Linked DNA regions of Mus musculus: region 1 is linked to region 2. A link is a loop called in an ENCODE intact Hi-C map of the cell type or tissue named here. Cell type or tissue: left cerebral cortex. All regions are shown on one strand. Each heading gives the region's core, and the rest is flanking DNA. Links, peaks and the distances in the headings are about the cores only. Region 1 holds the start of Zfp768 (zinc finger protein 768). Region 2 overlaps Prr14 (proline rich 14).

Region 1 (2,901 bases), core at 221-2,720, 130 kb before region 2:
GATGCGCTGGTGCTGGATCAGGGTCGAGCCTCGTCCAAAGCTCTTCCCGCAGATGCCACAGATGTTAGGTCGAGGGCCTTGCCCACCCCTGGCCCGGCCACCCCTACGGCCTGGCCCACGCAGGGTTCCTGTCAGATTCAGTGGATTCTGGAGCATCTCAAACTGGGGTGCAGCCAGCAGAGCCCCCGAAGGCATGTCAAATGGAGGCAGCGCTCCTGTGGGCTGCTCCCCAAACCCTTGAGTAAAGGAATCCAGGGGGTGGACTCCTAGGGAGATGCTCAAGGGATTCTTTTCCTCGGGGCTCAGAGGCATCTCTGCACCTTCCTGGAATTTGGAACTTTGAGTTTCAAACTCAGGGCTATGGGTTTTGAACTCAGAATTCTGAACGCCATCTCCAGAGTTCTGCGGTTCATACCCGGGGCTCTGAGATTCATACCCTGGACTTTGAGATTCAAATTCGGGGCTCTTTGAACCGTACCCAGGGCTTTTGGGTTCATACCTAGGACTCCCAGGTTCACAGCCAGGGCTCCTGGGATGGCAGCCAGGGCTTCGGGGCTCATACTTAGGACTCTGGGATTCAAACTCCGGGCTCTGAGGATCTGATTCAGGACTTCTGGGTGCAAACTCAGGGCTTGGGGGCACAAACCCAGGGCTTCGGGATTCAAACCCTGGGCTTTCAGGCTCAAACCTGGGGCTCTGGGATTCAAATTCTGGGCTTTGTGGCTCAAACTCTGGGCTTTGGGGTTCAAGCCCAAAAGGTATTTCTTCAACTTCATAGTCCCCATTGCCTTCTCGCTGAGAAATTTCCCCTTCTTCATTCTCACTTGTGTTGCCTGCAGGATCTGAGAATTACAGAAAATCCAGATTGAATGGGGGTCTGGAAGGTCATTGGGTCCATTAATTGTCCCAAAATTCTCTTCCCACTCCCCAAGCAGGGTCATTGGCCCCTACAAGTGAGGTGACAAAATGTACCACCTCCCCTCTAAAGACCCGGGGCACTCAGTCTCCACCCTCCACCCCACTTCCAAGTGTTTAAGATTCCGGCCTTATTTCCCTCCCGCAGGCCACAGCCCAGTTTTCTGGCACACTCCTAAGAGGCGCGGTCCTTCCCTCACCTTTGAGAGACCCTTCGGGGCTGCCCACTGCGTTGGGACTGTGCACATCCCGGGACTCCAGGCCCCACGACGACGCCTCCCGCTCCATCCCTGCCAGTTCCCAGTGCGGCGGCGGTGGCGATGGCGGACGATCCTACGACCCAGTTCGAGTGCCTGGAGCCCCGAGCCCTCGCCACCCGCGCGTTCAGAGCCTCCGAGGAGACCGGGCGGCCTGGCTTCGGCCGCGAAGGCCGGACGTCTTGACCCTGGGCCTCTCCGGCCCCGCCCCTGTCCGCTGCCCCGCCCCCCTCCCAAGGTCCCCGATTGTCTCGTGGCCCTCACCGGCCCCCGCGCGTCGTGGCCTCGGAGGTGAGGGGCGAGGCGACTCCTCCGGCCGTCCCCCAGCCACAACTCCCAGCCCGAGACCCTCTAGTCTCGGCCCCTAGCCCCGGCCGGGCTACTGCGCCCCTGCCCCCTCCCCCCGCACAGGAAGTGTCCGTCCCTGGCCAGTTCCCCCCGCTGGCTCGCGCCGCGGCCTCTCTAGGAGCGGCTGGAGGTGGAAACTCGTTGGCATTAACCCTGGACTGGATCTCCCGGGCCTCGGGGGGTGGGGGCGACCCGACGCCCCGGAGCCGGCGGGAAGGGCAACAGCAGTTTGTGTGTCTGTATCGCGGGTCTCGGCCTAACCGGGGACCTGTCTGCAGGTTTCTCCGACCATGTGCTGGCTACTGAGTGTGGCCAAGGGCGAAGCGGCAAGTGAGACCAAGGTCAGCGAGAAGGAGCGACGCTTCCCGGCGCCAGCGGGGGAGGCGGCTAGCTCCTCGCCTCAGCCTCGGGGCACTCGGACTGGCACCGGGAACGCGGACGGACGCCCGTTTGACCGCACAACCAGGCTCTGGAGCCCAGAGCCTGCTAGCCCGCCGAGCTACGACAGTGACACCCGCGCCCACTCCCCCCTCCCTCGCCCTCCCCTCCCCCTCCGCGATGCGGGCTCGTTGCCAGAGAAACAGCTCCGCCTCCGCGCCGCGAGGCACCGCCCACTCCTCCCAGGATTGGTTGTTGGGGCCGGCTGTCTCTGCTTCACCGTGGTCCCGGGGTCACCGTGGGTCCGGGCCGTGTAGAGCAGAGGGCGTTCAGGCCATTCTAACAGGATGCCCGGAATGCCTGCGGGAGTGAGAGAGGGAGGCGCCGGGCGTCTCCTCGCGAGCTCGGCCTGCGCTTTGTAAACTTTCCCCTGAGCCGTTTGTCCTGTATTAGGAAGAATGGAAGCCTAGGGCTCTTAGGGTAGACACCCTTCCTCCTCTGCTTTTCTCCCTTCTCGTTTCTTCTGCTCTCAGGTTTTACAGGTGCTGAGGGGCCACTCCAGAGATACTAACATAGGACGACCTTTAATTTCTTCCCTTTCCAAATCTTGTGTTTGATTCCTCGTTTCTTGATTTTCTCACAAGCGTGCGGGACAGTTCGGAGAGTGACACTGAAGAGTTCCAGAAGGGAAGGGGGAGGGGGAAGGGGAGAGAAGAGAAGAGAAGAGAAGAGAAGAAAAGAGAGGAGAAAAGAGAGAAGAGAAGAAGAGAAGAGAAGAGAAGAGAAGAGAAGAGAAGAGAAGAGAAGAGAAGAGAAGAGAAGAGAAAGAAGAGAAGAGAAAGAAGGAAGGTGGGCCAAACAGGCCCTTTTATAGCAAGCCAGACCTACCTGGCTGTTGCTAGGTAACTGTTGGGCGGAGCGTAGAAGGAATACCTGCAGATAGCCCTGGCCCCGCCCAGTCTGCGGGCCCTGTTCAGCCTTTCTCCCTGTCTCCCTGTGCTCT
Region 2 (2,901 bases), core at 276-2,775:
TAGTTAAGAAAGAAAAAGAATAGAGAGGAAAGAGATCTCCGAATAAAGGCAAGGGAGGGAATGGGGCGATGGTAGGCTACTTTCTGCTGATTAGGGGTGTCGAGTTCCTTGGGGCAGGTTTGATCTTCGCCATCAGGATATCTACTTTCTTCTTGTGAATAATAACAAACATCCAATCAATAACCAACCCATTCCTTGGGGGCCTTAACATGAAAAGTCCCCAGAATTCCAAAAGTCATACAATTGCAGAACCTGTCTGTAGCTGGCAAAATTATGCCCCTGCTGGAGGCAAATCTTAGTAAGTTGCTATGGACAATCTAAAGCAGTCCCATATCCCACACCTGGGAGTAAAACAAAAACATGATATTTTCGTGCTTTTTAAAAAAGAAACCAAAGCCGGGCAGTGGTGGTGCAAGCCTTTAATCCCAGCACTTGGGAGGCAGAGGCAGGCAGATCTCTGAGTTCGAGGCCAGCCTGGTCTACAGAGTGAGTTCCAGGACAGCCAGAGCTACACAGAGAATCCCTGTCTCAGAAAACAAACAAACAACCCCCCCCCAAAAAAAAAACCCAAAAAAAGAAAGAAAGAAAAAAAAAACCCAAAAATCCAAAATTGTCACTTCTCTGTTCTCTTGTTCGGAAGCATGCTGGTAGTGTCTTTGGCCACAAGGCAGACATGAGAAAAATGGTACTGTCTTTTACCATTTTTCTATTTCTCTAGAACCTGGGTAAGAAGAAGAGATTACATCATTTCACGCCTGTAGTTCCTGACTAATAATATCTCACCCCTAATTTAGACCAAATCACCTCTTTTAGGGATTTTCGTGGAGTCCAGCTGAAAATCTCTTTCACCTCTGTGGCTAAGGACACAGTGAGACACAGAAGACCCTGTCCAGTCACTCTATTTCTCTGGGTTTTGTTTTGTCTTACTGAGACAGCGTCTCACCTTTTAGACCAGGCTGGCCTGGAACTCTGAGCAGTCTTCTGTGTTAGCCTCACAAATGCTGGGATTATAGGCATAAACCCAGTTTTGCTTGCATCTTACAGCCCTTCCTCTTGTAGGTCCCCCTGACACACAAAGAGGACACTCCCAGCCCACTGACTCACAACCATCATCAGGATCCTGTCTGCACACAGTCACCTGCTTTACCATCCCAACAGGTCAAGTGGTCCATGCAAGCCAGGTAAGTGTGAAAGGGAAGGGTTTAAGCTGAGAAGACAGCTGAGCCCACTGACCCCGCCGACCTTCTTGTTCTTTCTCTAGGCCTCCTGACCCACTGCATTTGTGCAGAGAACCCTTGACTCGAGCCCGCCAGTCCTCGCCTGCCTTGAGAATGAGATCAAGGGCAGCATCTGGCCCAGAGGAGAGCCCCTCAAAAAAGACAGACCAGGTCCCACAGCCCACCCTAGTGGTGGTACTGGAAGACATTGCCAGTGGCAGACAACCAGCAGAGGTATAAGAAAGTACAGTGAAGATGTCTGGTTCCAGCTAGGGCAAGCATGGGGCTAGAGGTGGATTTCTGTAAAGGCCAAAACACAAGTTTTTATTTGTTTGCTTGTTTGTTTTAAGACAAGGTCTCAATATGTAGACTTGGTTGGCCTAAAACTTGCTGTGTAGACTAGGCTATCCCAATTTATAGCCTGTATCTATTTTCAAGTATTGGGATAAAGGCATGTGCCACTACCCCAATGACAACAAAATTTTATTTGGTGGACACTACTTAAAGGAAATAAGAAAAAAATCTTTTGTGTACAACCAAGCAGATATCTGTGAATATCATGGGGAACTGGAGAAGCCAAAAATGGCTTCCTGCCTTTTCAAAATACCTCCCCTGTTTATATCCAGGGTTTTGATGAAGATCAGCCCAACCTCATTGTCCCAGCACAAAGGTGAGAGGGTGGGGAAAGGATTATCAAAGCTATCATGCAGATATCCAGAGCTGGGGGCATCAGGATTTACCTGTCTAATCCTTCCTTACAGCACCTTCAGAAGCCTGAAGGGCCCGGGGAAGCACTGCCACAGAAGGGGTCTGGACTTGGAAGCACGCCCAACTCTTACTTTGTCCCTTCACCCGAGAGCTGAGCCTGTGACAAAAGCTGGTCAGCCAATGCCTACACCCAGTGACCTAGAACCCCCATTCCAACTGTCTACTCTACCTGCAGATCCTCCAGAGAGTCCAGTACCAGGTAAGGACTCAAATAGAGGAATGAGACTGAAGAATTTGGAACTGCCACGGTTAAGCTTGAAACAGGAGGAGCAGAACTGTGGGTGGAGCTTAGCCGGCTCCCTTGGCAGAGCAGGCTGTGTAACAATGGGATTTAGGCTCAAGGAGTTGAGCAGTTATGGCCTTGCTTTGCAGTACTGGGGATCAAATCCAGGGCTTATGGCATTAGGCAATCCTATTACAGCATTTTAGGAGCAGGCTCACTCCTCTAGAGACAGATTAGTGTTTGGAGGAAGAAACTGAGGCTTCTGAGGTAATGTTTTAGTCACCTGAGCGTCCTTTCTCCAACTGCAGATCCTGCTCTGGAGACCCCGGTGATTCCAACATCGTCAAGCCTTTTACGACCCCGTCTCAGTCCCTGGGGCTTGGCCCCTCTCTTCCGTTCCGTCCGATCAAAGCTTGAAAGCTTTGCTGATATCTTCTTCACACCTAACAAAACACCACAGCCTCCACCCCCTTCACCTCCCATGAAATTAGAATTGAAGATTGCCATCTCGGAGGCTGAGCAGTCCAGGGCTACTGAGAAAATTACATCTGTCAGCCCCAGGCCCCCTATCCGCCAGTGGCGGACTCAGTGCAATTCCCTAGCACCTGTCTCTAAGTCATCTCTGGGACGAAGCTACTCCTGCCCTGATCTAGGGCCCCCTGACCCAGGTAGCTGGCCTCCTGTCCCATCCCA

Evidence for each region. Peaks named below come from ENCODE experiments on the same cell type or tissue, not always from the same donor. Only the 100,000 strongest peaks of a DNase experiment are listed, where the experiment ranks them.
Region 1: a loop joins it to region 2, with 2.2 times the contacts of the local background. A loop is called at or near these places in 2 of 42 quality-filtered maps.

What each region holds. Positions count from the first base shown.
Region 1 is chr7:127,344,034-127,346,934 of GRCm38, forward strand. It overlaps Zfp768 (zinc finger protein 768), which reads right to left and starts at 1,281. Exons shown (of 2, transcript NM_146202.1): 1 at 1,116-1,281; 2 at 1-842. The coding sequence starts at 1,203. In left cerebral cortex, for the core only: no CTCF peak of the experiment used is centred there; DNase peaks (open chromatin) are centred at 1,261, 1,761 and 2,123; H3K4me3 peaks cover 2,047 bases; H3K27ac peaks cover 1,905 bases.
Region 2 is chr7:127,472,536-127,475,436 of GRCm38, forward strand. It overlaps Prr14 (proline rich 14), which reads left to right. Exons shown (of 11, transcript NM_145589.2): 3 at 1,060-1,181; 4 at 1,262-1,451; 5 at 1,844-1,887; 6 at 1,979-2,184; 7 at 2,517-2,901. Among named protein-coding and RNA genes, the nearest start is that of Prr14, 2.4 kb to the left of the region's middle. In left cerebral cortex, for the core only: CTCF peaks have their summits at 305 and 1,412; a DNase peak (open chromatin) is centred at 1,348; H3K4me3 peaks cover 43 bases; H3K27ac peaks cover 132 bases.